Linked DNA regions of Mus musculus: region 1 is linked to region 2. The links are chromatin loops, found by intact Hi-C in ENCODE. Cell type or tissue: heart. All regions are shown on one strand. Each heading gives the region's core, and the rest is flanking DNA. Links, peaks and the distances in the headings are about the cores only. Region 1 has its middle 19 kb from the start of Gm46743. Region 2 overlaps Pkp4 (plakophilin 4).

Evidence for each region. A loop is a pair of places that touch in the nucleus more often than their neighbours do. Peaks named below come from ENCODE experiments on the same cell type or tissue, not always from the same donor. Only the 100,000 strongest peaks of a DNase experiment are listed, where the experiment ranks them.
Region 1: it touches region 2 in a loop (2.1-fold over the local background); 5 of 42 quality-filtered maps call a loop at or near these places.

Annotation. Positions count from the first base shown.
Region 1 is chr2:59,431,600-59,448,083 of GRCm38, forward strand. No RefSeq gene overlaps it. Among named protein-coding and RNA genes, the nearest start is that of Gm46743, 19 kb to the left of the region's middle. In heart, for the core only: CTCF peaks have their summits at 6,999 (motif pointing left) and 9,034 (motif pointing right); DNase peaks (open chromatin) are centred at 6,562, 7,112, 7,232, 9,082 and 1 weaker place; H3K4me3 peaks cover 330 bases.
Region 2 is chr2:59,335,213-59,351,696 of GRCm38, forward strand. It overlaps Pkp4 (plakophilin 4), which reads left to right. Exons shown (of 22, transcript NM_026361.2): 13 at 2,372-2,489; 14 at 3,507-3,698; 15 at 3,869-4,042; 16 at 6,881-7,031; 17 at 9,586-9,781; 18 at 12,508-12,592; 19 at 12,712-12,829; 20 at 15,282-15,410. Among named protein-coding and RNA genes, the nearest start is that of 5330411J11Rik, 43 kb to the right of the region's middle. In heart, for the core only: no CTCF peak of the experiment used is centred there; a DNase peak (open chromatin) is centred at 7,799.

The DNA of each region.
Region 1 (16,484 bases), core at 6,495-11,494, 97 kb after region 2:
GCCCCTGTTGGTCTTTTTCTCTTGCCTCCTGCCTAAAGCTTGGAGGTTTAGGTACCATCTTGGACCACAAGGTGTCCTCAGAAATGCTACTTCATGGATAAGAATCAACAAAGCTGAAAGGTAGACACCTAGGCTCCTCGGGTTCGTAAACAGCATGCCAACCCTTGGACTGTTATTCCAGATGTAACTTTAGCCTTTCATAGCATCTAAGCCACTTGTGGCCTCCTGGTCTCTGCAGATGGTGCCAGTGCTAACATGCACCATGCTTATTTTGAGTTGTGTTTCTTGGATTTGACTCTTACGTGCTTGTCTTATCCATGTTTAATTTCCTCCTTTCAGCCCCATTTCCCTTCCACACCCCATTCCCGAGGGATGAATGTTCTCTGCCACAGTGACCTTTTCCACACTCCCCTGGCCTCTCCCTTTCTGGATCAGACACGACCAGGAGCACAGACCTGAACTCTGTGTTCCTTATGGCAACGTTCCAAACAGCGTTAGGAATGTCTCAAACAACAGTTGTTCAGACAGAGCCATGGCTTGGTGTAAAAGGCACCAATCTACCAGAAGAGTAAGGAAGTGGACCTGAGTCTCCATCCTCAGGCTACAAGGTGGGGAGCTGGAGAGCCGCAGGTGATATAAGATCCCTGCCTTAGCCGTCATGGCTTTCCTGCTTCAGGAGGAGCAGATGGCATCGTAATGGCCTGTGACTATTGTCTATTTCTTTAAGCACCATGCAAGAAGAGCTCAGCTCCCCCTTTGAGGCTACAGTGTGCACTGAGTTGGAGAATGGCTCTGCTGATACATTCCTACATATATCCTCTCCTTTAGAAATTTTGCTTCTTTGTTTCCTCCTTCCTGTGCAGAAGGACATGAAGGGGGATGCACAACCCTCTGTTTTTGAGGTGAGGTGAAGAGTGTGGTGACTGGCTAGTGCCACACTGCCGCTCACTCTATGAAGAAAGCAGTAAGGCAAATTGTATCTTGGATATTCTAAGTTTCTGGGCTAATATCCGCTTATCAGTGAGTGTTTATCATGTGTGTTCTTTTGTGATTGGGTTACCTCTCTCAAGATGGTGGCCCAGAAGCTCAGAATACCCAAGATACAATTTGCAAAACACATGAAGCTCAAGAAGAAGGAAGACCAAAGTGTGGATACTTCGCTCCTTCTTAGAATGGGGAACAAAGTACCCATGGAAGGAGTTACAGAGACAAAGTTTGGAGCTAAGACAGAAGGAAAGACCATCCAGAGATTGCCCCACCTGAGGATCCATCCCATATACAACCACCAAACATAGACACTATTGCATATGCCAGAAAGATTTTACTGACAGGACCCTGATATAGCTCTCTCTTGTGAGGCTAGTCCAATGCCTGGCAAATACAGAAGTGGATGCTCACAATCATCTATTGGTTGGAACACAGGGCCCCTAATGAAGGAGCTAGAGAAAGTACCCAAGGAGCTAAAGGGGTCTGCAACCCTATAGGAGGAACAACGATACGAACTAACCAGTACCCCCCAGAGCTGTGTCTCTAGTTGCATATGTAGCAGAGGATGGCCTAGTCAGCCATCAATGGGAGGAGAGGCCCTTGGTCTTGGGAAGATCATAAGCCCCAGTACAGGGGAATGCCAGGGCCAGGAAGCAGGAGTGGGTGGTTTGGGGAGCAGGGCGGGGGGAGGAAGAGACTATAGGGGGCATTGGGGATAGCATTTGAAATGTAAATGAAGAAAATATCTAATAAAAAATCATGAAGATGAAAAAAAAAAAGAAAGAAAGCAGTAAGGCAGATCGTTTCTGGACTCAAATACCAGAAGGTGTGGGGAAGTAGGGTGGACTTGCGTGCTGTAGGAGTCCTCAGGTGACATTTAGAGTTCTGTCTGCCACCACAGATATTTATCTGCTATGACTTGTTCCCCTAATTAGTAGTTCTCATAACATTTTTATTTATTTTTATGTGCATGTGAATCATATGTGTGCAGTGTTCAAGGAGGCCAGAAGAGGGCATTAGAGCCTCTGGGACTGGCATTACAGATGGTTGTGAGCCGCCATGTGAGCGCTTGGAACTGACTCTTGGTCTTGTGGAAGAACAGCAAGTGCTCTTAATCACTGACTCATTTCTCCAGCCCTCTTTAACTAGTAATTCTTGAGACTTTACATTTGCTTAATGCAAATGTCTGTATTGGTGTTGTATTTAACATAAACAGTTATAGGTTCCACATTATGTCTGCTAGTCATGTGCTTTTGTGTAGCAGCGGCATCCTATCCTGCCAGTCACCTAGGAAGCAATGCTGGCTCCAAAAAGTAGAATATTGCAGCTAGTTAGATTTAAAAGTGTGTGTGTGTGTGTGTGTGTGTGTGTGTGTGTGTGTGTGTGTGTGTGTGCATGTGTGTGTTGTATATATGTGAGTTGCATATATGTAGTATAACTTGCCATTAGTACTTGCCCAGGTCACAAGGCAGTCTAAATGTTGCTTATAGTCCATTTGTCCTCAGGTGGAGGGGACAAGTGACTTTGCTAAAAGACATTGGGACAGTTGATCATCCTAATTGTGCTCTTCTTGCCTCTCCCAGATAAAGGGACGATGTCACCAAGAACAAAATGTGGATGACAGTTAAATCACTATGACGAATCTGCTGGAGGAGAGTTAGAGACATGGGTGGGCCATGAAGTAGGAAAGGACTCCCTGAGATGTCAGCTTCTTGTCCCCAGAAGACATTACAAGGAGAAACAGCAGGAAGGTATATGAAAGCAGGGTATCTGCCCATTGCTAAGAGGGGAAGTGTGGGATCCAGGGACCTATCAGATGTTACGTAAGCCCGCATCCACTGAATGGGCTTCCTGCCTTAGGCCTCTCCATCCTTAGGGATGAAACAGGTACTTTTCCTTTCTGTTTGTTGGTCTTCCATCTTTCCTGGTCTATTTTTCGTCCATTCCAGGAAGTGAGCTTAGCATTCCCCTAGATGACCACCAGCACCTGCGACATTGTGAATGAACAACATCCCTTGGAATGGAAACAGAGAAAAGCAGGGCCTGCTTATAGATTCTAACTATAGCTGAAGATTGAATCAAGTTCCTAATTTTAAAAAGCCTAAATTAATCCTGACACCTACGGAGGAAAATTGATGCTAACCTGAGAATGGTCTGAGTGAGACAGAAATTTACATTTCCTTAGTTTGGGTGATCAATCCCCTAGAGACTTCCTATTAGCTAGACCGTGCTGAATTCTGTCAGTCGCCATGAGACAGAACCGTGCTCTTAGCAGATGAGGCTCTGTGCATTCTGCCATCATCCATTCAGCAGAATAGAACTCAAGACATCCACAAATGTCACACGCGCCCCTGCAGCTGGATCAGGGCTGTTCGGCTCATTGTTGGAGGCCTGTGGTTCAGCAGGGGCAGCTTGCCACCCGTGTCCTTTCCCTCTGGTTGATCATGAGTAAGAGAGGCGGATGTGAAACTGCAGACATAAGTAGAAGGAGGGAGAAGGGCCGTGAAGAAGCTGTGGAAACGAGTTTGGTGATAGTCATTCATAGGGGTGGGCAGGCAGGAGACAAAAGACTTCAAAATGGCTGCCATCTAAAGCAGTCTCAAACATGCTCCTCACTGATCTAAGACAGTCTCACTCAGGTTCCTCAATGTATGCCCTTTAATAATTGTCTTAGGTAGGGTTTTACTGCTGTGAACAGACACCATGACCAAGGCAAGTCTTATAAAGAACAACATTTAATTGGGAGTGGCTTACAGGTTCAAAGGCTCAGTCCATTATCATCAAGACGGGAACATAACAGCATCCAGACAGGCATGGTGTAGGAGGAGCTGACAGTTCTATGTCTTCACCTTCAGGCTGCTAGCAGAATACTGGCTTCCAGGCAGCTAGGATGAGGGTCTTAAAGCCCACACCCACAGTGACACACCTACTCCAACAAGGCCGCACCTTCTAATAGTGCCACTCCCTGGGCTGAGCATATGTATGCAAGGCATCACAATAGTCATTTAGCAAATGTGCTGTGTGCATCCGGCATAAGTGTAATCCAGGCAGCCTGCAATGTTCCTGAGCTTGGAGTGGAGCACCCCAGTCTCTAATGACATCTTCATATAGACACACCCCCCTTCTGCTAGGGATGCAAGACATACTAGACACATCCTCACCTCAGGCATGGTTATGTGCTGAGGAGCCCAGGGTTAGGGTTAGCATTCTATCTTAAAGGGTCAGAGTTCAACCTATAGCAGTCTTGCACATGCACTTTTGGGTCTTCATGAGCAAAAGGAGACTAATGACAGGGCCAGCCTTGGCAGACCATGAGCAGTCACAGTAGTGCCTACGTGAAGCTATGCAAACGGTGCCTTCAATACAGTCATTGACTCGTAGAATTTGAAATTTTTGTCATATTTTGAGATGCTGTTTACCTGTCACCGCTTCTAGTTATGGTTACTATGGCTGGGATTCAATGCCACGACCAAAATCAGTTTGCTGAGGCAGGGGTTTATTTTCCATAGTTTAGTTCACCGCCTGAAGGAAGTCAGGGCAGGAACCTGGAGGCAGGAGCTGATGCAGGGGCCATGAAGGAATGCTGCTTACTGGCTTGCTCCCGATGGCTTGCTCAGCCTGCTTTTTTTTTTTTTTTTATAACACCTAGGACCACCAGCCCAGGGAATAACACCACCGAGCTGGACCCTTCCACATCAATACTAATTAACAAAATGCCCTAAAGGCTTGCCTACAGCCTAAACGTATAGAGGCATTTTCTCAAAGGAGGCTCCCTCCTCTCAGATGACTCCAGCTTCTGTCACGTTGACATAAAAGCTACAATGTTGACTTTATTTGCCATATCTTAAAGAAACCAGACCTGCTGCTGGCCCAATAGGACTCCAGTGCAGTTGCTGAAACCATCATAGCTGGAGCCTACTGACCGTGCAAAGCACTCTGTTCCAGGCTTGTTGCCCATTGTCCACTTTTAGCTACCCAGGAATGTTATACCAGGCTTTGTACTGCTGTGCTGTTTCTACCCAGTGATCTGTCAGATCTCATCTAAACAGCACCTCTCCCGTGAGTCTGCCCTAACCTCCGATTAGGAGCTACTGTGTTTCAGCTCTGCCTGCAGGATGTAATGTTGCTATATGGTTCATGCGCATTTGCCTGTCTAGAACCTCCCATTCTCCAGCACTCCGGACCTGTATACTACCGTGTGTCCACAGCAACTACAGTGCCTGGAAAACACTCATATTGCCTGCTCAAAAGCCATCCCTTATTTAGTTAACCTAACTGAGCCCCGGTTTCTCTCTGGTATCAAGAACTCCAAAAGATTACAGGGCAGATGTCTTACAGTGAATCATCAATTGTATCAAATCCCTAGAATATATAGCACCTACTCTATGCCTCCCGCTCCTCTGAGGTCAGAGCCGTGCCTGAGGCTTTCCAGGAAACTTCTTACCCCAGGGATATTTACTTTCCAAGGCACTGATATTGGCCATGTTGAAGATCTACTGCCGCGACTCTAGGACATAAAAAGTCTAGAGTTGCTGGAAACTTGGGAGTACGCACGTGGCCCAAGTGGCCATAGTACCAGGGGTGTAGGAATAAACGTCAACCTGATGAGGATGAGAGAGCCAAGGTATGGAGAGCGCTTAAGTCCCTGGTGACCTCACCAAGACCGCACCACTCATTCCTAGCACCGCCCCCCCCCCCCCCCGACTCCTGGAGAGAGGTGACATTCACGATCCTACCTGTGTCATGGTGGTGTTGTTACCTCATAGTGATAATATCTCTCTCAGAGTCAATATCCTTTTCAATATTGTTTGGTTACATCATGTTTTCTGTCTCTTGAAGGTACACATATCTAACCAATATTGAAGTTACACATATCTAACCAATACAGGCATTAGGAAATATGTCTTTTGAATGAGCAAATGAAGAAAGGGAAACGGCCCCCTTTAATGTGTGTCATCGTGTGAAATCTTTCCAATAGCCTCGGACCTGGAAGCTGCACCATTAGAGCCGAGAAAACTGGACCCCAGAGAAGACCCTGCCTCCTATCCAAGGCCGCAGGATTAGGAAGGCCAGAGCTGAGTCACATTTAACTGCCGCGCTATCTATCAATTTACTATCTTTAGCATCTCAGTTCAGACTTTTTATCCATAGCAGAAGGTTCTCCTTTGAAGTTTCTTTTTCTACTTCCTACTGACTTCATTTTTTCTTTCTTTCCAGTGTTGGGGATGGAACTGAGAGCCTCCCAGAGTGTAGGCAACACCCCCCTGCTGAGATGTACCCTTGACCTCCCGTTGACCTTTCGACCTGCTACCTTAAAAGTCAGCCTCCTAATTTTGACCTTGGGCTGATGGGCCTATATCCATTTGTTTCTAGTCTACTTAATTCTTCAGCGTCATAGCTACCCGTGTCTTCTGACTAGGAAATAGCACCCACGCTTCCCCATGTCTGAGATCAGAGTCCCCACAGTGCTCCAAGGAACTTCAACGAAGATATATTCCCATGCCACTCCATCTCTCTACCTCCCTCATGGCTCATCAACTTTGCCTTGGCACACATCCAGGTTGACCACGTGAGCGTACTATGTTGGCAGGAAGCCTGGGTATAGTGGGAGAGGCCTCAGGAAGCATTGCCATCTTACTGTGAGACCCGAGTAGATACACGCAGGGTACACGTATATGCTTTTTAGCAAACCTAGAAAGAACACCACTCTGGCACAGCTTTCTTCCCCTGGGTAGGAACACAGAGAAACCACGGTTTTCTCTCTACTGGCCAGAATGTCTGCTGCTCACAGCCAGGACTTCATAGATGAACGCTGTAGAAAACGTCTTAGCTGCACCCAAAGAACTTCAAGTGTTTTGCTCTCGCTTCTGAAGGAAAACAAACAAATAAACAAAAAAAAAAAAAAAAAAAAAAAAACCGGCCCTGGTAGTCAGCAAAGCTCCAGAAAACTGGCTGTGGAAGGTATCTTGTAAACTGGAAATCATCTGCCCTCTAGTGGTCATCTGCAGGAAGTTCCAACCCGAAAACAGCCAGGACGGAGAAGGCAGAAAGAGTGTGTGACAAAAAGAGAACCCGTAATAAGTCGTCATGGTGGGAAGCCACCATTCGTTAAAAACCAAATATAGGTCACGAGAGTAAAAATAGACATCCGAGCTTTTCACAAACCCTAGCAGGTTAGATCAAAGTCGCCCTGAACTTAGCACTTGGGTGGCATTCCAAACCCAGAGAGTACTGAGCAGGAGAAAACCTACGCCCTGGGACTCCTCCCAGGAAGGGAAGGCTGTTGTGGGTGGGGAAAGATTTGATATGAAACTACATCAGAGGAAGTGTTTGTTTTTATTGCTTCCTGAGAACTGGGAAAGGATGAAAGAAAGTACAAGAAAGGCAGATAGAGGAGGGCTGCAGGTTCTCCAAACGTGAGCTGCCCGCCCTGATTAGTCTGCAGTGCCCAGGACTGTTGGGTGGGGTTGCTTGGTGAGACTATTCAGGACGGTGGAAGAAGCTGTTTCCCCATTGATGCAGGACTGAAAATAGTCTAAAGCACACGAGGAGAGACGCCTGGCCTGAAAAATACTTCCTGGAGCAGCCTAGGGGTCAAGGAGGGGCCTAGGAACCCATAGAAGTGATGGGCAGCGCCCCTGGCCATTAACTGAGTCAGACCTATTTAAAACAAACTTATGCCAAAGTTATAGACACCCTCAAGGTGGAAATCAATTCGTGGGGCCTGTGGGTGCAGCTTAGGGAGAAGGGTTGCTTGTACAGGAAATAAAAGACCTGAGAGGAGCGCATGTTTAGACCATGGTGTTTAGAAACAACAACCAGACTTTGTAGTAACCCCTGCCCGAATGCCAGCTCACATAATAACAAAACATAAGAAACCTTGGTGATGGCCCATGCCAACTCGGACGTGAGGAACTTAGGGTCCAAGGACAGATCTGTGATCTTAAAAGAATGTAATGAGCTGTTGGCATTCCTGGGGTGCAGACTCGATAAGAAACTAGATCAGAAAAAGGGTTTGTTTGTATTTCTTCTGCCCACAGAGGCAAAGGAGGAAAAGAAAAGCCAGAGCCCAGATGAACAACTGGAAGCTGGTATGTTCCTGGTCAATGAGGTGAGCAGCTGACCTGGGCTTCACGCCCTGGTCCCTCATCACAGACTACATCCTTCTCTTCTCTTCTCTCTCTCTCTCTCTCTCTCTCTCTCTCTCTCTCTCTCTCTCTCTCTCTTATGGTGAAATAGCCTGAGTTGACAGAAGCTGCTGTCAAATGCTCCTCTCTGACCTAATCTACAGCCTTTCAACTAATGCCAGAACCAGAGCCCTAAAGCTGCCAACACATCTGAAAAAATACTTAACTCTTTGTCTGAGGATCGGACCCAGTTGTCCAAATAAAGTCCAAATAACGAGCACAGTGAAGCTATTCCGTGTATTTTTCATGTGTGCCTGGGAACAAACGTTATAGTCCCTGCCGATGAGATTTCTTTTCTTCAATGGTATTGCAGGGCTGCAGCTTCAGAGCATGCGCAGTCTGATGGGCGAGCATGCTGAGAGCCAGGTGAGGTTTTCTTTGTCTTCACTGCGCTGGGTACGGAACCTTCCTGGCATCTGTTGTGAATGGGGCACCAGCAGTTAGGAATCAGGATCTGTGTGCTTATTCCGTTTTACAGCAAGTGGCAACAGAGGAGAAGAGACACAGCCCTGCAGGGTACAAGTAGCCACTCTCTAGCCTACAGCACAGCACACCAAAGGCACAGTTTCCGCAGAAGTCCTATGTTTTTCATATGATGAGCCATTCAGTTAATACCAAATGCCGTTTCTATCAGTCTTACTTCTTTTTCTCCAAGCAGAGCAGAGAGAATTTGGAGTCCTTTGCCTTGTTTCTTCAATAAAAGGAAGACATAGATCTATATCACTTCTTTTGATCAGAGAACTCAGCATTTCTACCCACCTGGCATCTTCTTTGTCTTTGATTCATCACTATAAACTCAACAAATAGTTGTATTAGCACTACCAGGAAAGGTAGGGACGTGTGGGCTTGTTTCTGCTCACCACAAGGGGGAGCCATTGCGCCCTCCTGGTTAGTCATTCCCACTACAGTACCTAAGGTCAGTGCTGGGTCTACACCTGTGCCCTCACTCGACACAGCTTGGAGTGGCCCGCTGTAGCAGCAAAACAAAAGTAGATGGAGAATCCAAAAGGAGTGAAAACGGGTGCTCAGGGGAAAAAAATGCCTGGAATGATGCACAATCATAGAACTATTTACAAGAGCCAAGAAATGGAAACAGCACAAATGCTTGTCACCAGTTGAAGAGATAAACAAATGATAAGATAGACACTTGTCGGAATATTACTCACTCAGAAAAGAACTGTAGCTCTGAACTATACACAATACATGGGTAAAACTAGAAAATACCATGCAAAGTGAAAGATGATGAAGACGAAGCTTTTATCGTATAATCTAATACACCTGAAATAGAATATATAAGTTATATAGATGCACTATAGACTGATGACTTTGGCTAGGGACTAATTGTTTAGTGAGCATAAGCTTTATTTGGGGATGTGGAAATCCTGGGAACTAGGTAGAGATGATAGCATTGTGTATAAGCCATGGGATTCCTTGCTTTACAATGATAAACTTTATGCTATGTGAATTTTATCCCAATAAAATTTCTTTTCAATAAACATTGTTGAGTGATGAGTTAGACAACAGGTGTCTGGGATCAGGACATTGGGGTCTTGACAAACACCCTAGAAGGGAGACATTTGAGACAACAAACACGGTGTACAATAAAGAAGCAGTAGGAAGCCAACAGTGTGTGAGTGGGGGGTGGGGGCGAGATGCCCCGAGTTATCTGGTGTTCTAGGGGAATGGGACATGTAGGGACAGAGGACTGGTGGCCAGAGTCACTGACTGAGCTGGTCATTTCCAGATGCTTGGTGTCTTATTCAAAGCATTTTTTCCATAAACACAGATCTAACAGGGAAATTTTATTTAAAGCAAAGTGACAGTTTAAATCAGAGTGACAGTGGGCCACCTGAGTGAGGGCACTCAAGGGCCCTGACTACCATGTGGGGATTCTTCTAATGCGGTTTGACAGAAGGTGGAGCTAGGTTGCAAAGTGGCGTAGCTTGGGCAGTTCTGTTTTGAGTAACAAATTTGAGTTATGTAAGTCTCTGCTTACCATGCATGTCCTTTCCCATAATGAATCTGATGGCAGCCCTACGAATGTCCAATTATGCACAGGCACAGGGTGGGAAGCAGGAGACTCTCCCAGAGAGTTTGCTTTGAGGACAGAGTTGGCCTCGGAGCACTCAAAACCAGTTCAGGCCAGATCAGACGGTCTCTCTTGGTTTCAGGGCATGTTCCAGGACATGTTTGAATAGAAATAGGGCATTACAAGAGGCTTCTATGCGGGGTAATTTATTTCTGTTGTTTAAAGCAGGTGACAGTTTGATGCAAGTGGGGCTCCTATGTGCTAAAAGGTTGCTAGGCGTGCTGATCAGGGAGAGATGTGTGTATTGTACTTATATGTAAGCATCTCAGGCTGCCAAGAGCATTATTAGAAGGATGTGTGTATGGTCCAGACAAGCAGAGTCCCAACAGAGGACAACAGAGTCCCAACAAGGATGTGTGCATGGCCCAAAACAAGCGGAGTCCCAGGTTGCTAAGCTATTCCCTATACTTGTCTGTCTCGTGAACAAAAGCAGCAAACATCTTTTTTTTTTTTTCAAAGAATGGCAAATGGATAGTGAATTTATTTTCATTAAGGACGTATCCTGTAAAAGACAATTCTAAGCATTTACACTAAGGACAGGAACTCCCCAACAGAGGAACCACCCAAATCCTATATAGTTTTGTTTGTTTGTTTTTTAATCTTGCCTCAAGTTTATTTGTAAAAACAGAATAAGACACTGGTCATCTGCAAATAGTGTGTGGGTAGGTGTGTCCCAGCAATTCATCTGTCTTCACATTGGCAGTAGAAGCCTTTTCTACGGGGCCTTCACAGGGGGCTGGGCACCTTTGGGAGCCCGAGCTGGAGCAGAGGCCTGGGCTCTAGCTTGAACTTTGGGCTCTGGTTGGCAAAGCCTACAACCCTTGCCTACATTCACAACTGAGGGTGATGCTAAATTTCTGTTAGAGATTTCAGTAACGAGACTTTGCGGGTCCCAGCTTCAGAGCCGCTCCGTTCCAAGCTTGCATGAGAGACTGTGGGGCAGTCTAGAGCTCTCAGGCTGCTGTTGTCTGACAGAAGGACTGGAAACCACGAGGCCAACCCAGGCTATGTCTGTTCACAACAAGGCCGGAGACTTGGGGCTAGCCTGAGAGGTGATGTCACGTGACTAAGGAAGGGTGGGATGAGTGCTCGATAGGAGAATGTGAGGGTAGATTTCAGGACACAAGTTAGCAGGAGAGAGCTGCCTGCTGTGTACACACATGCAGCTTGGATGGCAAGGCTCATCATGCATTGTCTGAGGTTTTCTCTTCACAGAAGGAGGCAAATAAGGGCTACTGAGCGGATGAAGCTTGTGGATTACCAACAAAGAAGAGGTTAATGGCAGTCCTGTTTCCTCAAGGATGCACTGTTTGTTTGTGTGTGTGTGTGTGTGTGTGCGCACGCGCGCGTGCACACATGTGGGAAGGATAGAGATAGCATCTACAGGAAAAAGCTTCAGAAATTGCTCTTACCTGGCACGTAATGGGAGGGGGGCAGGGAGACAACCCCATTCTAAGTGATATTCCATGTCTATTCATTCTACCCTAACAAACATAAGGCAAGACCCCCCATTCTCCCTAGGGATCCCTAAATTATTAAACATGCTCCTTACTCTCCCTATACTAACCCTGGATCTCTTCAGCACCTCTCCCGTGGGTCACCTGTTCCTGCTCTAATCCCTTGCCGTTAATAAATTGTACGATGCAAGTTTCATCACGCCGTCTAAAACCCGTCACTTTCAATTTGGCCTCCCAATCCTGACACCTGGCTCCAGTGACCTTGCAGGCTCATCCTTAGTCATCCCACTATCGTACTTTATCTCCCAGCAGGAACAGAGAGAGCTTTAGGGCTCAAAGTTTCCCTGAGCACGCCAGGTCCTCTCCATCTCCATCGCCCTGGTCTTTAACTGGTGTCTCTGCCATCAGACCAGAGCAAGGACTATGCTTTGTTTGTGTGGCTATAGTTTCAGCCTAGTACTTATTGGTTACATGAATTAACATTTGAGCACACATTAAAACTTGCCATGTAGGCCTCGTGTCATCTGCTGGGGCTGCTGTTGCAGGTGCCACAGATGGGATACAACAGAAATTTATTTTCTCATGGTTTTGGACGCTGGAAGGACAAGATCAAAGTTTGGTCAACGAGTGTGGTTTCTCCTGAGGCCCCTTTCCTTGGCTTGCGAACACTGCCTTCTGACTATTCTCACGTGGACTTGTCTCTGTGAGTGTATTCCTGGTGTCTCTTTCTTTGTGTCTAAAGGTGGCACCAGTCATATTGGGCCAGGACCCCAGCCTAATGGCTTGCTTTATCTGCAAATATAGCACACAGTAAGTACCAGGTATAGGTACTTAGGTGTGAATTTGGAGAAGCACAATTCATCCAATAGTAGGTCTGCAGCAGTCTAACAAATTAAATGGTGCCCCGTGGTGATGTAATAGCTTCAGCCCCTGTAGCCTATGATGCCCTCTAGGTATAAAAAACACAAGACAGAGAGGTTGCATTGACACCAGCTCTCTTCTCTCACCAGCTGGCTTCCCCAGAGCAAGGCTGAGGCTGTTGGGTGACTTTACATAATCCTTCTCAAAAAGTTTTCTTCTCAAAATGGAAGGAGATCTACTTGAAAGTAACCTTGAACCCAATCAGAAAGTGACCAAACAGCTATTAATCACCAAATTAGAGACACCACACATCACCAGTGATCACCTGAGAGCAGAGTCACAGCAGGTACCACCAGTGTGTCGTCCTTCTGAGGCCTGAGGGTAGGGTTCTGGGTTCCAGCTGTATCTTGGGCTAGAAATGAGTTAGTGGTCCTAAAGAAAGAGACCACTATTCCAACTGAAGTGTCAAAGGCAAAGTTCACTCGTGGTCTCTGAGGCCTATTCAGGAAGGCTAACACAGAGATGGGAAGTGTACTTGGTTCTCATTCTAACTCACAAGATGGCTGTCTTTTCCCTATTGGTTAGGATCTGACCTCACAATGCAGTTGGCTAGTAAGAATCACCACACAGGAAATGAAGAATCACCCTTCCACGGCCATCAAATTCCTAGACTAGAATAGTGCGCCTTTGTGTGAACAAAGGTTTCACTGGGTAGGAAACATTAAAGCATTTATGCAAAAGTCTTACAAGGTGGGAGAGATACGAGAGTCTAATCCCCTGTGCTAAACAAAGTTTTGTAGTATTTGAGAGAAATGAGTCATATTTGATAGTTCATACACTAGTATTACAGGAGTCCCCGTCATAAAGATTAGCGGCGAGTCCAATCACTTGCCTGTATTAAGAGAGAACAACATAAAATACACAAAAAGCAATTTATCACTTGGCCATAACTAGGCAGAGAGAAAATCTCATTCTGTCCCTACCTGGCCCTGACATTACAGGAAATCTGCATACGTAGATTAAGATATTAGATATTTAGGTTAGATATGTAGATTAATCTGTGGGCCAGTTACTAAACTGGGAAATCACCCCTCCCATGATGTGGACGGTTTCTTAAGCTAGTCCTGTGTGTGTTCCCAGCATGGCATTTCTTTCAGGGACCCTAACCCCTGGACTTCATTATATCGTGGGTAACTTCTTCAGCACTGATGACTTTGTGTGCAGGGACAGAATGTGTTACAATTAGTTAAAGTTAAATGAGGACATGGGGTGGGGACTCCAAGGGAACTGGTGTCTTGTAAGCAGAGAAAGAAGCCAGTACCCCCTCCATCTTTATTCCCACCCAGAAGAAAGGCTATGTGCGGGTGTGGCCAGAAAGGGGCTATTTGCAGCCCCAAAGAGTGTCCTTGCCAGAAGTTGCCCTTGATCTCGGATTCCTTACTGCACTGGGGAAAAGGTAATTTCCTGTTATTTAAGCTATGCCATCTGCATTATTTTGCTAATATGGAGTATAAGAAATGTGAAATTCTAGCTCCTGGCCCAGTCCTATTGAATGAGAACCATGATGACAGGTTGATTCATGTACACGCTACCATTTAGGAAGTATGGTCCTCAAATATAAATTGTTTTATAACTTAATTCCGCTCTTCATCCAATAAGACAAATACCTGTGAACTTCAGTAGACAGTCAGAGAAGCTGAATTCAAAAAGTAATTCTTTTTTTTAAGATTTATTTATTTATTATGTATAAGTACACTGTAGCTGTCTTCAGACACACCAGAAGAGATCCCATTACAGATGGTTGTGAGCCACCATGTGGTTGCTGAGAATTGAGCTCAGGAACTCTGGAAAGCAGTCAGTGCTCTTAACCACTGAGCCATCTCTCCAGTCCCTTTAAAAAGTAATTCTATGACACGTGTAAGGAGCCATTATCCTAACAGAAATACCCACTTGGAGTAGACAGCTGAGACGTGGACCAGACAATCACTGCTCTTTCTGTCAGGCTCTGGTCACCCTATGTCATTCTTCCAGGGCTAGTGAGTCACAGGGCTCCATCGGGGTGGACACGTGACTGAGTGCTGGCTAATTGTGGTACTTCATCACCCTTTCACCGTTACTTGTCAAAGTCTTTGATCAAACGGGGAAAGAATAAATCTATATTTGGGGGGGGGGGGATAAAGGCAATGGCCTCACATTTGTGATATAAGGGGTCAGGAGATCTGAGATGGACTTTGCAGAAGGAAGATCGTTCAACTGGCCAGAAGCCCCAGAGAGGTCAGGGTGAACCGTGGAAAGGCCTAGAAGTCATCATCACAGAAATCTTGTTCAGAAGAGAGGATATAGTCTGGAGAAGTAGCCCCTGTAAATGCCAGAAATTGTTCAGAGACCATTGACAGAGGAATATGTCAGAGAGAGACATGGGGCGAGGGGGGGGAGGGAAGCAAGCAGCAGAGGTCCTTTATAACTTACTTAGGACAGCAAAACCCCTCACACGCCAAAATTTCACGTGGTACAGGTGGGAATAAAACAAGGAGGCCTCCAGCAGTTTAATCCCCTTAGGACGTCTGGGCCACAAATGCTAATCTTGGATATTCTGCCTGACAGCTGACTCTGGACCATCCACAAGAGAAGCAGCACCTGCAGTTGCCAAAGCCGATAACAATCATAGCAGAAAACTTCCGCCAATCCCACGGTGTTCACTGAGCCAGGGACCTTCTGGGCTTTTTGTTTTTCTGCCAAATTGGCTGTGCAGAGCTGTCCCCTTGCCAGAAGCCCAGCCTGTACCTCTCCAGTTACCTGGTAAGATGCTGCAGACTCCACAATGGGCATACAAAGGAATGGAGAACATGGCTAGGGAGTCATAGCATAGGATCAGTTAACACAAGATCCTCAGTCATAACTCTGGATCAGTTAACACTAGATCCTCAGCTGGGTTCTCAGGCACGGCTGAGGTATAGAACTTCATCTGAGCACACACCTACCAAAAGTGCCTGTCTGTAATCCTTACACTGGGGAGACTAAGGCAGCAGAAGTACTGTGAGTTCAAAGCCAGCCTGCGTGACACAGTGAGTGAGTTCTAGGCCACATAGTGAGTTCTAGGCCAGCCAGTGCAACATAAAGAGACCTTATGTCCAAATAAAGAAAAAAGAAAGAAAGAAAGAAAGAAAGAGAGAGAGAGAGAGAGAGAGAGAGAAAGAAAGAAAGAAAGAAAGAAAGAAAGAAAGAAAGAAAGAGAGGAAGAAAGAAAGAAAGAAAGAAAGAAAGAAAGAAAGAAAGAAAGAAAGAAAGAGAGGAAGAAAGAAAGAAAGAAAGAAATGAAATTACATAGAGAGACATTTTCTATAGCAGTAATAGTAAGTAATAAAAGTACATATGCATACAATCACCTATTTGGATCTTCTTTGTCTTCGTGTGTGTGTGTGTGTGTGTGTGTGTGTGTGTGTGTGTGTGTGTACACCATGCTGGGCATTGAGATGAGGAGAGATCTTTTCTTTTCTTTTTTACCTAAATAGGAAACAATCATATTCAATGAAGTATCAAACATTATAATCCTGCTTAACCTGAGCCAAGCATCCTGGCTGTAAGTAGGTTCCTCTACACCATGTCAGGACAAGTTTCTAAGGAGTGGCTGACCAGGAAGGTGACACCCAGCTCCAGAGCCCCTCCCTAGCACCTTCTTTCTATCCACACCATCAGGTAGGAACTTGTCTGGAGAGTATGTGTAGGAGAAAGAAAGGCGTCACAAGAGTGGGAAATATGAGAGTCATTGGCTCCAAAGACACTTGTGAAACAAGACCAACTCTGGGTTACTCATCATGTTTACAGGGAGAATTTGACACTGTTTGCCCAGCCTAACCCGAGTTTATCACTCAATCTAAGCTCCCATAGAGCTAGTAAGCAGGC
Region 2 (16,484 bases), core at 5,768-10,767:
GTGTTTTGTTTATTTATTTGTTTGTTTGTTTGTTTGTTTGTTTTTCTGATTATCACATACTTACTGCAGGTCTGATGTAGCCTTGTTTTTGTTTCAACTCCGGTTATGGTCCTTGAAGTTCAGGATGTGAAGGGTCCTGTGATTTCAACAGCTGTTGCTTTTGAGGTCTATAAATAAGTCAGCCCAATGCTGCTCCCTTAGTCATTATTACCTTTAACATAGAAAATCTGTGGTTCTCCTTATACGTTTGTGGAACAATTCCTTATTTGCTTACCAGAGTTACAGGGTATTTGATCACACCGTGTGTATTATCTCCTGGGGGAATAAAAAAAACTTTCTAGTTGCGATGGGTATGGCTTAGCCCTTAGCACACACCTTAGTCCCAAACAATGAAGGTAAAGTTAGTTTGCATAAGGAAGCACCCATGATTGAAAGTGATGTCTAATTGAGTGGCAGACAAAGTGACAAATCAGAGAAAGGTTTGACAGAATAAGATGCACCCAACTTCTCACATGAAGAAGAAAGAGAAGCTACTTAACACAGAGAGAGAAAAAGAGGAGAGGAGGCAGTTTTATTGGGAGAACTTTACAGAGACAGGTAGAAGAGAGAACAAGCTAGGCACAGGTTAAGACCGCAGTCAGATTAGAACAAATTGTTAGAGTTAGCTTGCGGGTCAAGCAAAGCAATTCAGAAGAGGCAAAGAGAGAAACCAGATTGAATCAGTTAGCATGGAAAGCAGTTTTGAACCAGAATGGCTGAGTTGAACCAACCAGTCAGCGATCAGAAAGAATAAGAAAGGGTGAGCCTATTCAGCATTAAGTCTCAGACACTGAAAACATTTCTAGGCCTAGATTAGACTGTACAGAGGCTAGAAGCTTCCAGGAGTAGGCCCAGGTTAGCAGACTGAGGCAGTAAGCCTCGGAGACAATTACTTCAGAAGAATAGAAGTAACTTTTACACACCCACTCACATCTGACCCTGTCCCCTGCCTCTTGCTCAAGGCATATGAAGCAGGAGCTTTGGCAGAATGACAGGGAAGGCCCTGCTCCCCAGTTCAACCATGAGCTTTAGTGGCTTTGTCTGCAGAACAGATGTGACAGTGCTGTCGTGCACAGGGCCTCGAGTTCAAGTCCTAGTCCTGAACGGAAAACAAAAACAAGGCATCTGAACACCTCTGGGGCAGAGAGCTTGAGCCACAGGGGGATAGCCTGGGCTACAGCTCCCAAGCCCTCTGCACTGTGACTCAAGGCCCTTGTCTGGGAATGGGTGGGAGTGAAGAGCCAAGAAAGCAGCAGGTCCTTGCACTCAGGTGAGCAGACCTGAGTGGGTCCACTCATGTGGCCTGTGCTCAGCGGGAAGCAGCACCCCACCCTCCACCCTGGAGCCAGGGAAGTGTGAGCCGCCTCCTCCTCAGCTACCCAGTTAGGCAGTGAGTACCCAGACCGGGGTACAACCCTGCTATAATCCTTGGTAAATGTCACTTTTGTAAAACCAGGGTGGAATAAGGTGAGCTGGGCTCCAGCTGTGAGGAAGATACAAATAGGGAACAGGAAGATGGCAGTAGGCACCAGAGAAGATAATAGTGACGTAAGAGTTATTGGTGAATCTGTGGTGATCATTTAAAGACTATGTGTTAGAGTTCTCCTAGAGGAACAGAACTTAAAGAATGAAGTGTGGGGTGTGTGTCTGTGTGTCTGTGTGTGTGTATGTAATCTTTAATATATTTATGGGATCTATAATATAGTATTATATATAAACACATACTCATATATATGTGGGATTTATTAGAATTTACTATAATTTATAGAACTTATATAATCCAGTTCATGAGGCTGGGTGCCTCAGATGATCTTTAGTATAGCTAGAATCCCAAAAAGTTGCTAGCAAGCGTGAGAACAAGCAGGCAGAGACAGAGAACCTCCTTCCGTGTCCATTATACAGGCTGCCTGCAGGTGTGGCCTGGATTAAAGGCTAGTCTTCCCACCTCAAAGATCCAGATTAAAAGTGGGTCTTCCCACTTCAAATGATTAAGTCAAGACAAAATCCCTCACAGGTGTGCCCAGCGATTTGGCTTTTAGTAATTCCAGATGTAGTCAGGCTGGCGGCCAAGAATTACCACCACAGCCTATACCTGAACCAGCACAGAAGCTACTCAACTGAAGGTTGGGTTTCAGGAGAGAGAATGACTAGTCACGTTAAAGGAATGGGCTAGCTCAGTGAACAAAGGGTAGAGTGGCATATGGGGTATATCTCAAGCCACCTTTCAATGGCTGCTCTCTGCTCCCATTCTCAGGGATCGTTAAAGTCAGGCTGCATGGCTGAAGGGTAAGTTGTTCAGCTCCGCAGCTCCCACATATTTCTGTCCATCCAGGAACCTCAGCTCTGCCGGGGAGGAAGCACGAAAACAAATGCGCTCCTGCGAGGGGCTGGTGGACTCGCTGTTGTATGTGATCCACACGTGTGTGAACACTTCTGACTACGACAGCAAGGTCAGTACCCTCCCAGCTGCTCACCGCAAAACAGAGTGAGTGCTCGCTCAACAGCACAAGTTGGGCATGATGTGGCAATGCAACAGGCCTGGAACCATGGGTGAAGGACCTCACATGGGTCCCGGATCTGTGTGGTTTCCAGGTGACAGCCCTGAGCTCTCTTCCTAGTCTTAGCCACTGCCCCATCTCAGCCCCACCCCAGTTTCTCTGCACCCTCCTGTTTCCTCTTGTGACATTCTAGCGAATTCTGCCCCAGGGGCTGGGAAAGACCGCAAGTCCAAGCTGAGTATCAGGAGTCCCAAGGTGTGTGCCCGTGTGGTGTTGGGCTAGGCTGGGCTAGGAGAAGCCATTGGTAGATCTTGGGTCACAATAATGAGTCTGAGAGAGAAAAAAATAACTAGTCACCTGCTGGGGATGGGGGGGGGGTGTCTCCAAAGAAACAGCCACGTTTTTAGTTGAGCTCATTAAACAAGACCTGCAGATGACATTGAGAGAAACAAGCAAGTTGGGAAGGAGGACTTGCCAGGTGGGGCAACTCTAACCGTGACTTTAGACATCGGAGTTGGAATGACAGTTGTGCCCCCCCCCAGCCCCAATTAAAGATTTAAAGTATGGAAAAACAGATGCAAAAGACAAAATGTCAACAGAAAGATTAGGGCATTCCTCAGAGAAGGGAGACAGGAAATAGAGGGGCAGCAGAGGTAAGACCTGGCGATAGGGCTGCTTCCGGGAAGGGAGAAGGAAGTACTGGGATGGAGGATGGGAAGTCGTGGGAGGCCTCAGCATCTCCAGTGCCGTGTGGCACTGAACAGGCCTGGTGGATCTTAGTGTAAAGCCAGTCCACGCTTCACAGCTGCACCCTGGCCCTCAAGACTGGAGAGCAGTTCTCCTCCCCTTAGACGTCACATTCTAAGTCAGCAGTATTTCCTTCACGTTCTCCATTTACTTCCTGTTGGTGTGTGCAGTGCCGAGTCGTCTCATGTGATGTTTTTAATTACACACTGTGTTGGGTTTCAGACAGTGGAGAACTGTGTGTGTACCCTGAGGAACCTGTCATACCGGCTGGAGCTGGAAGTCCCTCAGGCCCGGCTGCTCGGACTGAACGAGCTAGATGACTTACTAGGAAAAGAGTCTCCCAGCAAAGACTCGGAACCAAGCTGCTGGGGAAAGAAGAAGAAAAAGAAAAAGAGAACGCCACAAGAGGACCAAGTTAGCATTTCCTTTTCTCTACCGTTTTACTTGTTAGAGAGTGAAAAGCTGTAATTTGGCAGAAAAGATTATCGCTATTTAGCTAAAACCCAGTCCAGCAAAATGCATGAGTAGCAGCCAGAGGGCTTACCCGTTTCCTTTCCCCTCAGCCTGTGCCATCTGTCTTTCAGTGGGATGGAGTCGGGCCTATCCCTGGACTGTCCAAGTCCCCCAAGGGAGTCGAGATGCTGTGGCATCCATCAGTGGTAAAGCCGTACCTGACTCTGTTAGCAGAAAGTTCCAACCCTGCCACCTTGGAAGGCTCTGCCGGATCCCTGCAGAACCTCTCTGCTGGCAACTGGAAGGTGAGATGTTTCCTCCTATACACATTTCTGTCTGTCTTTGTGGTCGGGTCAGCCACAGTGGGAAAAGGACACACTTGTTTATAGAGTTTGTCCATAAAAGGGAGTTATGCGGTCTGGGGAGGAGACAAGATGCCACTCTGGGCACCCTAAAATGAATATGATGAAGTTCCTTCCCTGAGAATCTGAGGTTGATGCGCAAGTGTTATAGTATCCACTGGGTCGGTGCTGTGTGATCCTGGAAACCGACTTCTAGGGTGGGCTGGCAGGGAAAAGGGGGAAGGGAGTTGAAGGCCCCTGCAGGATGAACCGAGCTCAGCCACCAGGGCCTAAGGCTGGGGTGGAGAGGAGGAGCTGATGGGCAAGAAGAACAGACAGGAGGGAACAGGCCTTGTGGTAGGAAAGGACTCTGGGCTCAGCAGGCTGCTCTGAGGCAAAGCCGACAGGACCAGACAGAGCGGCTGGACGCTGAGCTTCAGGAATGAGGCCTGACCCACAGACAAGGGGACTCTGAGGTTTTCGGCAGCTAAATAACAAAGACAAGCCAGTGCGGACACTGTTGGGTTACTTCTGTGGCTTTACAGGGGGTGAGGATAAGAAAAACTAGAGGCTGGGCTTCCCAGAAGGAGCCAGTGCCACATCATAATGAAAGAAGATGGGGACCTGGTTCTGAAAGTTGGGGTCTGGCAGTGCTCGTGGGAATACCCTACTTTTCTCAGGCTCCTTCAAAGCATAGGAAGTTTTGCCTTTTTATACATGTGCAACCCTGTGAACATGAAAATGGTTTCCTGTCATTACCACAATCGGAAGCAAAGTTTCTTAAAACTTTAGATGCCATCTTTCACTTTTCCCAGACAGTCCTTGTGTGATACAGTTTCAGTCACCAGAAACTTTCTGACAAATGGGTGACTCTTGTTTTGGCTCCTCATCCCACTCCACCCAAAATAAGGCTCTTTGGGACTGGATTCTCCATGACTGAGCTCTGTTAGGAGACATGGGTGTACACATTTCACTCAGGTGACTGACAGAGAATCTGTACAAGTTCTTGTGGCCTGATGTTACCTAAGCAATGTGGTTATTCATTTACTGTGTCTGAAGTTCTAACAGCTTAGTGCTAGGGCTGACTAAATTCACAAGAATCCCAGCTCCTGTGAGCCAACGTGGAGGAGCCCTGACCTCAGCAACTTCATCTGTGGGGGAAATGAATAATGTGCCCAGGTGATTGACAGCACTGAGCAAAATTATCAACGACAAGGACTGAAGACAGCTCCTGGCTTATAAGTATTTGTTTTGTAGCCAAAGAATCACCTGATGGTTAAAAGTGTAATAATTGAGACACACGTGATTGAGTTTTGTAGAATTTAAATCCCGGGATCAGGATGCTGATGTAAAGTACAAACGTAGTTAAGTAATTTTCAGTACCAGCAATAGTAGCTCAGATTCTCAGATCCTTGCGGCTGAGGAGATGGCCTAGCGCTTAAGAAAGCTCTCTGTCCTTGAGGAGGACAGGAGTCCGGTTTCCTGCACCACACCAGACAGCCCTCAGCTGCCTTTAACTGTAGCTCTAAGGACTCTGACGCCCTCTGGCCACTTTGGGTGCTCACATGTGCATACACAGATACACATAACTAAAAACTAAGAGACATATTTCTTATGTGTGTGATTCTATTTGTATATATTATATATTATAAATTTATATAAATATATATAATCATACACATAAGAAGTATATTTCATGTGTGTGTATACACACACACAGTAGAGGGGCAGCTGGGGGAAAGGCTTGCTGGGTTGGCCTGGCAGTCTCCAAGGGAACTAGGAAGCCATGTGTCCTGCAGCTTCAGGAAGCTGCGCACTACCCCAGTGCTTTCTGCAGTAGTGAGCCTGGTACTGTATCTCCTCCCTGTGGATTTCATTTGATTTGGAAGTTAAAAATCTATCATTTCATGCAGTGAATGTTAATTGTATCTTGAAAAGGCATTTTTTTCCTTTCATGTATATTATTAACATAATCTGTTAGAATTCAAGAAACTGGGCAGTCAGTCACATATTTTAACATTAACAGCAGTCTCAGAGAGCTAATGGGTCTCTGTCCTCATGCTTTGTCCACAGTAGGAAGATATCAGACATTACTTGGGCAACTTCTTTGACTTTTCCTGCTTTATTCTGTAACATTACCTTGTTGTTGTTTCTTCGGTAATAACTCAGTACTGCGTTCTCGTGGTGCACAGCGTGTAGCCAGCTAATGTTGACTGAGGATATATCTTGCATCCAAGCATGCTTTGCTCTGGGTATGCGTTATCATGCCTGTGTCTGTGGAGAAATCCCTTTCTTCCAAGTAAAGGAATTTTTTTCAGCAGTTTTTTTTTTGTTTGTTTTGGTTTGGTTTTTTTTTGTTTGTTTTTTGTTTTTTTGGTCTGGTTACCAAACTCTCAATATTGTTGCTGTGTGTGCTAAAAAATAAGTAACCCAGGGAAGCCAGGCTCCCCTCTAATGTGTGTAAGAGTCTGTCTCTGTCATCCTCCTAGCCTCTGGACCAGTGTGGGGCCAACTGGGAAGGCGCCTTCCTTACTCATGTGTATATATCTGAGAGGAAGAGTAATCGCTCCCTTTGCGTCCTGCACAGAAATCTGACAGGTGGTGGCTTGAGATCTTCAGGCTTTGAGGGATTTCTTTTTAAATCAGCCGTCCCAGCCTATCTATCTCCCGAACAGTGGCACCACTGATTTAATCTCCACTGGACAGAAAACATTTAATTTATTAGTTTATCTCTGTAGATTGCAGCAGCGCATGAGAGTGAAATGCTACGTCTTACTCACTAAGGCCTCATTTTCTCACCAGTTTGCAGCATACATCCGGGCAGCTGTCCGGAAGGAAAAAGGGCTTCCTATCCTTGTCGAGCTTCTAAGGATGGATAATGACAGAGTTGTCTCTTCTGTGGCCACTGCCTTGAGGAACATGGCGCTGGACGTTCGCAACAAGGAGCTCATAGGTGCGTACTGGTGACAGCAATGCTGCAAGAGAAGCAACCGTGGCAGCTGCAGAACTCTTGATTTATTAATGTATGCCCTTTAAAAGTGTCTACAGCTGAGCCTGCTCCTCCTTTCTTTGCATATTTGGATTCCCAGCTTTTCGACTAGTCTTCTTCAACAAGAGGCAGGCTCATTAATTAAACATGGACCTGTGAAGGTAAACTTCCAGAGAAGCCAGGGATCTCCAGTGAGGTCAGGCATATGTGACAGCGCCACTAGATGATGAGTTTGGTATCTCCAGTCCCTAAGAGAAGTTACATCCTGAGCAGCAAGAGCAAGAAAACACTTTCGTTTCCTTTTCCAGTATTTGTGCTCATATCTGCTCATCCACCAATACTATCATCTTTTAAGTCACAAAAAGAAACCATCTGAGCCCTGGGTAGCTTTCCCTCCCAGGTCTGTGTGAGTGCTCACCCCAGGGACAAACCGCTGTCATCTATGTCCATCCCAAGACCAGGTCAGGTTGGGGATGAGGTAAGGACTAGGCCACCTGTGCACTATGTGTTAGGCCTTTGCTCCTGTGTCACAGTCCATACATCAGCACAGGCAAAGAGCCAAGAATGAGACTGCCCATGCTTTGCGCGCCATGCGGCTTGCTGCTCTCCAGGCAGCCCTATCCCACTTTGATGGTAACAGGAAGAGGAGAGACACTCTGGGGGCTGGACCCTCTATCCTGAACCTGCTGCTCACTGAGCTCATGACTCAGAGTGTCCTCTATAGCCTACTGCTTCTGGGTGGAAATCGGAGCTCCCTCCAGGTTCTGAAAGGAAGCTGGTAACAGGGTCACTGTTAGAGGAAATAAGAAATGAGGAAATACCCTACATCTGTTAACACTCCATGCCAGCCCCATGGCTGATGACGTGGGGATGCATGTTATTTTATGGATTTGTGTGAGTTTGGACCCAACTTATATTAAAATACAATTATACATATACACATACATAATACAATTATATTAAAACATAATAAAATAATAGAAAGAGGGAGGGGTAAGAGAAAAACATTAGCGAGAATGAGAGTATTATTTAGCTTTAAGATTAGCCATGATCCTGGCCTGGTGGAGCAAGCCAGTAATCACAACTACTTAGGAGGCTGAAGCAGACGAGTTCAAAGCCAGCCTGGCCTACAGAGTAGGTTCAAGTCAATCTGCAGGAGTGAGACCCATCTCAAGATAAAAGGAGAGCTACAGGTTAGCATCATGGTGGACTGCTTATATAGCACTCACAAGACCCTCAGGTCAAGCCAAGTCCCACTACTAAAGGAGAAACTAAACATTAAATGGAGTAATGTGACAAAGACAAGGCTGTCGCACCTTGGTTGGCAGAAATGCCACTTTCAATTATTATTGTCCAGATGAATGCTTCCTTTCTTTTGAGGCAGATCATCCCCCAAGAAAGGGAGTCTCACTGAGCCTCTCTGTGGCCCCTGCCCAGGTCCCATACTTCTTTCAGAGCAGTCCTATTGAGACTTGGAAGTTATATCCATATTCAGAGTTTCTTATGAAAAGATATATACTCAGAGTGTTTCTACTCCAAAAAAGAAAAAAAGACCTAACTAGTCGCATGTCATCATACATTCTGGCCGTCTGTAGCCCTGACTAGTCGAATGTCATCGCACATTCTGACCGTCTGTGAGTGATCAGAGTCACCAGAGCTGATTGTCCCCAAGCTCAGGAGCTACATTTATCCAGTAGGCTTCCAGCGTCACCACTGTTCCGCGCTCCCAGCCACCTCTGCTCTACCCAAGCTTTGCCTATGATAAAGACACAGTCACCGCTGCACATAGACCCTGCTCTGATGGGAGCCCTGGCTAGCGCGGCCTAAGAAAATATTTACTTTGGCCTTAATTTCTGTTGTTTGTAGTACATTTATCCCACATTGTCACTTGGTAATTGGAATTGAAAAAGCTAGAGATAACCTGTTTGGAGAGGAGTAGGGGAAGTTGGGTGTTTATAAAGAATTGCTTCCCTTGCTGAGCCTGCCTCAGCCGGCACCTCACTGAGCCTCCTCGAGATAATAAACCTGCAGTTTCAGTAGAAGATTTTTTTCCTTGTATCTTTTAAGGAAACAATAGTTAACTGCTGATAACAGATCAGCCAACAGAACCTTCAGCTTTGTTCAAGTACGGGACTGTTCATAGGTGACTCGACAGACTAGACCCAGAAAGACTTAATGAAAAGTATTTTTGACAACCTTGGTTAGTCCAGATTCAAAGATAAGTTTTGTGAAAAGCTTTGAGTGGCAATTGCATTTTGATACACTGGAATTAAGAAGAGCATTTCTGCCCTAAGCCTTCATTACAGACATGACTGCAGAGTACGGACCGCAGCCAGTCCACTCCTCTGAGCACTTCTATACACTGATTTATATTTCTTTCAGCAAGTGACAGTAGTGTTTTATAAAGGAGTCATGAAGTTTTGTTTTGTAAAAGCCTTCCTATTATAAGGATTTTCAACAACAGTGATAAAAAGCTGATGCCTGTGAAACGATGACCCTAGTCGTGTGCACCCGGCAGGTAAATACGCCATGCGAGACCTGGTGAACAGGCTTCCAGGTGGCAACGGCCCCAGCATCCTGTCCGATGAAACCGTGGCAGCCATCTGCTGTGCTCTGCACGAGGTCACCAGCAAAAACATGGAGAATGCCAAAGCTCTGGCCGACTCGGGAGGTATAGAGAAGCTGGTGAACATAACCAAAGGCAGAGGAGACAGGCAAGTGTGAGGGCCTGGGGCCTGGGGTGAGAGAAGGAGCCATGCCGGAAGCGGGGATTTATTTCTGTTTCTCACATGTTGTCTACACCAGCTAAGACTTGTAATGGTGTGGGCTGCTTTTTGTCATATGCGGGCATTTCCTTTATTATAGTGTGCCTCACTCCTTCACTCTGTCCTCTGAGGTTACTGTAACAAAATACTGTGGGCTAGGGAGCTTATGAACAATAGAAGTTTATTTCCCACAATTGTGGCACCTGTGAAATCCAGGATCAAGGTCCCAACAGATTTTATGTCTGGTCTAAGTCCCTTTCCGGTCTTAGAGAGAGTGAGCTTTGCCCTCACATGGAACAGTCTCTTCCAGGTGACTCTTCTCAAAGGCTGCCCCTCCCAGCACTGCCGCTTTGAGTTAGGACTTGTACTTAGGAATGTTGGAGAGACTCAGGTGTCCAGGCTGTAACCATCCCTAAAGCTACATTTGTTCATGTCCGCTCCTAGAAGAACCAAAAGCACCAGGGTGGTGACAATCTTAGGGCCACTGTCGCCTTTGCAGTTTGGGCTCTGTTCCATGCCTACAGCCTATTCTGCAAGAATGTCTTTAAATCCTCACTTTTGAGATTGATTCTGCTGCCAAGTGCCCAGAGAGCATGAAAACCAGCACTCCGCGTGAGTGCTCTGGGCTCAGTCCCTTTGCTTTTGGACGACAGTAAAAGATGAAGCAGCACCAGTGGGCAGAGAAGATCGTAGCAAAATAGAGGTTTCTTGTCGCGGGGCTGCAGCTGTGACTAAATCTGCCTTAGTGTCAGATCAGCGAAATGGAACTGGGAATGCCAAGTACCTTCTTCAAAACGTAGGTCAGCAGCGCTCTCCCATGCCCGCGCTCTCCCATGCCCGCGCTCGCGCGCGCATACACAGTTCCCACTAAGTTCTCCCTGGCACTGACTGTTTTGAGTTGTCTGCTAGCATCTCACTCCCAAGGTCCTGGGACTTTGTCCCTTATCTGCTGTTGTATCCTTAACAACAAAAGCTTGGTCCTGGTACATGCATAAGGACAATTTATTAATCAGCTGAATGCCAATGCTGAGTTTGACATTACAGCTCTTCAAGTCTTTCCAGTTGATACCACTGAAGGAATTCTTAAAGTATAGAAACAGTGCAAAAAGCCATCACCTTACCCACGAGAAGCCCCAGCTGTCAGCATAGACAGCGTAGCACATCGGCGTTTTTATTTATTGTATTTTTAAATTTTCATTAGTAACAAATGCATACAGTATATTTGTTTGTTTTGATTATTTTTTTTTCTCTTTCAAATAAGGCCCCATCGTGTAGCCCGGGCTCACTGTGTAGCCCGGGCTGGTCTCAAAATTCATAGCAGTCCTCCCAACTCAGTCTACTGAGTTCTAGGATTACAAGAGTAAGCTACCTGCCCTGCCTCTGCTGTTTTGTGCTCCACTCACTGCATGTCCGCGTGCTGTCCCGGTACAGGCTTACAGCAGTGAGTGGAGCACAAAACAGTGCTCCAGGGCTGAGGCAGACAAGGCGCCCAATGAGTAACAGCAGCAGAGCCTGGCAGATGGCACTCACAGGCACAGATGACAAACGCAGAGAATGCGGCAAGCATGTCAGGGAAGGAGAAGTGTCAGGGAAGGCCTCCTGGTGATGGCAGGAAGCTGACCTGAGGGAGGAAGTGTGTGGGATGAGGGCGGGAGGAAACTGCGCCCCTCTGGGGCAGAAGCATGTGAGCAGAGTCCAGCAAGAGGCTGCCGGGCGGGCGAGGAAAAGCAGAACATGGTGCAGGAGGAAGAAAGGGAGTTTGGGGGAGCAATAGGACCGAGAAGCAGTAGGACCTTATAGTCGGTTCTCAGTCTCTGAATGACACCAGAGCCTCTGGAGAGCAGTGAGCAGAGGAGTACCATGGCCAGTTTCCCACACGCACACTGAAGGCTAGGGTGCAGTGGCTGCGGTGACGTCAGCAGCATTGCTGATGGGGTTGAAAAGCAATTCAACAGGTTTTACTAATGAGTGAGCGGCAGGAGAGGAGAGGATTGTGAATGACGCCAAAGTGGTTGTCCAAGAGGCCACATCTAGGCAGGGAAGCTTATGGGAGGACCGTCCTGAGTTTGCTCTGGACTTGGGTGCGTGGGGATAACTATTAAACATCCAGTGAGTGTGTGTGTGTGTGTGTGTGTGTGTGTGTGCGCGCGTGCATGAGTGTGGTAGGTCAACAGGAGAGAGGTACAAGGCCAATACTCAAACTGGAAAAATATACCTGGGCGGTCAGTCAGCATTTAAATGGCTCATTTATAGAAGTGAAGGTTGACAGGTATCAGGGAGATTAGGACCCCAAAATAAACGCAGAAAGGAGCAGCCAGAACCCGGGAGCATGTGGTAACTTGGAATCCAAACGGAAGGAGATGACGAGAGTTAGGCTGGAGTCAGAAGCCCTGCTTACTCGGGTAGAACAAGCTTGAGGCCTGACCATCGGATACGACAGTCATACAGAGGCTGTGAATTGAAGAGGAGATGGGATGGGAGAAATCAGAGGTGTGAGTGGCTGCTTTCAGGGGCTTCTTGTGTGCTGCAAAGGTTAGAGGGCACTCTTGCCTTTCCCAGGATTCTGGTTCTGCCCACAGAATCTGGTAGCCTCCATCCTGCTCCTTTGGCTGCTGGTTTGCAGCCTGAGTCTCTCCATGCTACCTGTGTCTTCATTAAACCGCATCTCTCCCTAGATCCTCTCTGAAAGTGGTGAAGGCGGCAGCCCAGGTCTTGAATACATTATGGCAGTACCGGGACCTCCGGAGCATTTACAAAAAGGTAACAAACACCCAAGGGTAGCTGCGGCTCATGGCCTGATGAGCGATCCTCATAGCCCGAGTTCCTAATTGCAGTTAAGTGCTGGTTTTCATTTTGAGCTGTCTCTTTTAACTCCACAGGATGGGTGGAATCAGAACCATTTTATTACACCTGTGTCCACGCTAGAGCGAGACCGATTCAAATCACACCCTTCTCTGTCCACCACCAACCAACAGATGTCGCCCATCATTCAGTCAGGTCAGTGTGCGTTTGTATGACAAAAGATTGTATGTGCGCGCGCGCACACACACGCGAGCGCGCACACACACGCACACGCGCACACACACACACACACGCGCACACACACACGCACACGCGCACACACACACACACACACACGCGCGCACACACGCACACGCGCACACACACACACACACACACGAGCAGATTAAGCATGTCACTTCAGCTCTGCCCATCTATCTGAGAGCATGCTTTCAGAGTCGCACGCTGTTGTAAACAGCCACTATCTTTCATTTGGAAAGAAAAAACTGCTTACATCAGCTGCAGTGCATTAAAAAAAGAAAAGAAAAGCCTCCAGGGCCAGCCCCCACCTGAATGCTGCTTCCCCACATTGGGGAAGGGGCCCTGGCATTGTATCTGACCAGTTGGACCAGTAACCTGATGCAGAGTCCTGGGAGGTGGGGAGTCATTGAAGATGTACTGGCTGACTAGGAATGTCCTCTCTGCCAGCTTTGCATAAGTTTTAAGTCTCCTCCTAAGGAGCTGCTGCTGCTGCTTTGTGTGGAGTTTTGTTTGGTTTTGGTGTTGGTTTTTCCTTAGTTTTCTTGGTGAAACTTCTTAGGAACAGGCTTCTAGAACATAGGTCATTGGAGCTTTGCAGTGGCACCTCCCAGTCGCCTGGCTGCTTTGCAGACCCGCACCCCCACACCCTTACACCACCCAACCAGCCACCCTGATGTGGCCTTCTAGAAAGTTCCTTGGATGTTCAGCTGAGACGCTTGGCAACTGCTCCACCCACTCATTTGCAGAGCTCAGCCGAATGCTTCATGCTATGACTGCCGAGTCAAACAGTCCTGTAAACTTAATTCTTACCTGCATGAAGCAGGAAAAATGACGCTTCTTACTTTGATTTGGCTTAAATCCCACGTTCTGACACATATATTATCTGCTGTAGACAGCGGTGCAGTTTCTGACAGTCCTATTGCTCATGTGGACAAATGTGGACAAAAAGACTGATGCCCATGCCCAGGGGCTCCCGCCACGGAATTGGATGTCTGTGTTTGTGCTAGGAGTTAACCGCTGTCTGCTTTATTTGATGATTTCTTTTCTTTCTTTTTTTTTTTTTTAAAACCTTGTTTACACCTACTGTGTATAACAGATATATATGTCTTGGTTTAAAATTACGAGCTGTGTTATTCATCAAGAATTCTGCTTGGTTTTGCATACATCCTTTTATGAAAATATTCAGCATGCCCGTCAGGGGGAACAGGAGAGGTGGGTGGCTGCCAGCCATGGGCCTTCAGTGCAAGCACAGAGTCGTTTCAAACAGATCAGCACACAGCTACTGTGCAATGGATTTGCCACTGGGACCTCAAGCAGAAGTGCTGGTGGCCCCGCCCTGGTGCTAGGTAGCCCTCTGTGTTCCACTTAGAGGGAAGATGTGTGTCGCTCCTGTCTCCCAGCTGTCTAAGGGCCGACCCTCGTCACTTGGCACTGAGGAGGGATGTGCTTATAAGCATGTCCCCTGCCTCCTTAGTGTCTTCACAAAGGGAAGCTGCTGTCTTCTGTCCTGCCATCTTCCCAGAAGTGAGCTGGAAGTGACACAGACACACAGATACGCATGCTCAGCCCGCCCACCCAACAGCACAAGAAAAGAACTGCCCTGCCAGGGCCCTCAGAAGGCGTGGCTGTGCAAAGCAACAGGGCCAAGGCTGGAGAACCACTGCTTTCAAGTGAATTGGGTAAAGATATGGCCTCTGGTTATTATTATTACAGACCAGACTGTTAATGGGGAAAGAAACACCTCACATTACCTTCCTGGCCAAAGTTTTAAAAATAATAATAATAATTGTCCAAAAGGGGACCCAGGAGTAGATGGCTAGTCATGGCTAGTCATTATCAGCTGTGTGGCCCAGGCTAGCATCAGAAGTCACCGGGGACACCGGGTTCACATGATCTCCTGACAATAGATCACCGTAGAGAAGCATAAGTGTTATTTACTGGGCACTTCTAGACACACTAGACCAGGCCAGAAATTAAAACACACTATAAAACCTGCTACCAAACATCTGTACATAAACGATGGCAGATAGTTTATAAGCAGCTAAACTATGACCACAAAATAGAAATAACTCTTGCATGGCTCTTAAGTTACTCTAGATGGTTCCAAGGTGGGTCAAGTCCCTGGATCCCTGCTGCCTGCTGCCTGCCACCCCCTACCCTGGGCTTCTAGAGCTGGCTGCTTGCTACAGCTCGGCTGTGGGCCCAGGTGTCACCCTTGCTGGGATAGGAATGTAGGGTGTGTTCATGGTCCTGGGGTCTGGCTGCTCTTTGTCCTCAACACCTCTCAGAGCCGGTTTTACTGTGGCATTGCTAATAAATAGCCTTTGTTTTCCTGGAGCACTTTCCAGATTTGCTGACAATCTGATTTCTCTCTTTTCCCCTCTCCTTCCTTTGCCTCTCCCTTCAGTTGGCAGCACCTCTTCCTCACCAGCACTGTTAGGAATCAGAGAGCCTCGCTCTGAATACGATAGGACCCAGCCACCTATGCAGTATTACAATAGCCAAGGGGACACCACACATAAAGGCCTGTACCCTGGTAAGATGCCAGTTGGGTGTGTGATGTGATACCTGAAGGAGTCACCTCTCTGGGTGGCTCAGCCAGTGTCCTGGGAACAAGCCTATGCTTATGTCAGCTCGGTCGTAGCAGCAAACCACCCCATTCCTTCTCCGCTGCTGTCAGGATTGTTGCCCTCTCTGCTTGTCTTAAATAAATCGAGCTAATATAGTTATACGATGACCACAAATTAAAGAGAGGGCTTAGCTCTGGTGATCATTTCTGGCTGCCCCGGGTTCCAATCCCTTTGCTCTTGTCCCCCTTCTGCTCTGGCAAGAGTCCCTTGTACATCAGAAGTGAGGGTCCCATGTGGCTTCTCCTGAGTTACAAGTACTCTCCAGACTGGTTCAGCTCTAAGTTCACACTGACTGATAACAGTCTAGTCCCTTGGGGGAAAAGAGTTTGAGTGGATTGTAGAATATATCATATGATAGTCCTCAAGTGTGACTACCTTTAAGAACAAAAATATTATTATAGTGTTAATACTTTTATATCCTGTTCAGAAAGATATGCATGAAAAATATTTTAATGTTGCTAGCCCAAAACATAGTTGGTCCACTCTCAAAGATTTAGGGATTAAAACTACTCCTGAGGTTCCAAAGAAGCCATGAGCTACTGCAAAAGAAAAAGTATGTTTTCTTCAACAAGAAAGAAAAGAAAAGAGATGGCAAATAACCTATTTATTAAAAGGAAATAAGCGAGAGCTGCCGGCAGCTTAACTGCAGCAGGGGGAGGAGTCTGAGTTGTGCTGTTGTCTTTGAAACTGTGATTTTGCAGGGCTATTTACTAATTGACTATTGTTACCATGGCAATTAATAGCTCAGAAAATTGCAGATGCTACATTTCTAATAGCAAGCTCTGTGCAAAAGGGAACACACACACACAGGCTGAAGTGCAGGCAGCTTCAGGTCTGCAGCAGCCGGCTTCGCTGTACAGACCGCCTCTCGAGCATGCACCCTTTATCTCTGCTTGTTTCAATAGACTTAATTTGCTTGGAGTATGCCTTATTTTCCTTGTTAAAAAATAAATAAATAAAGCCTTTGCTGGTTTTAGCAG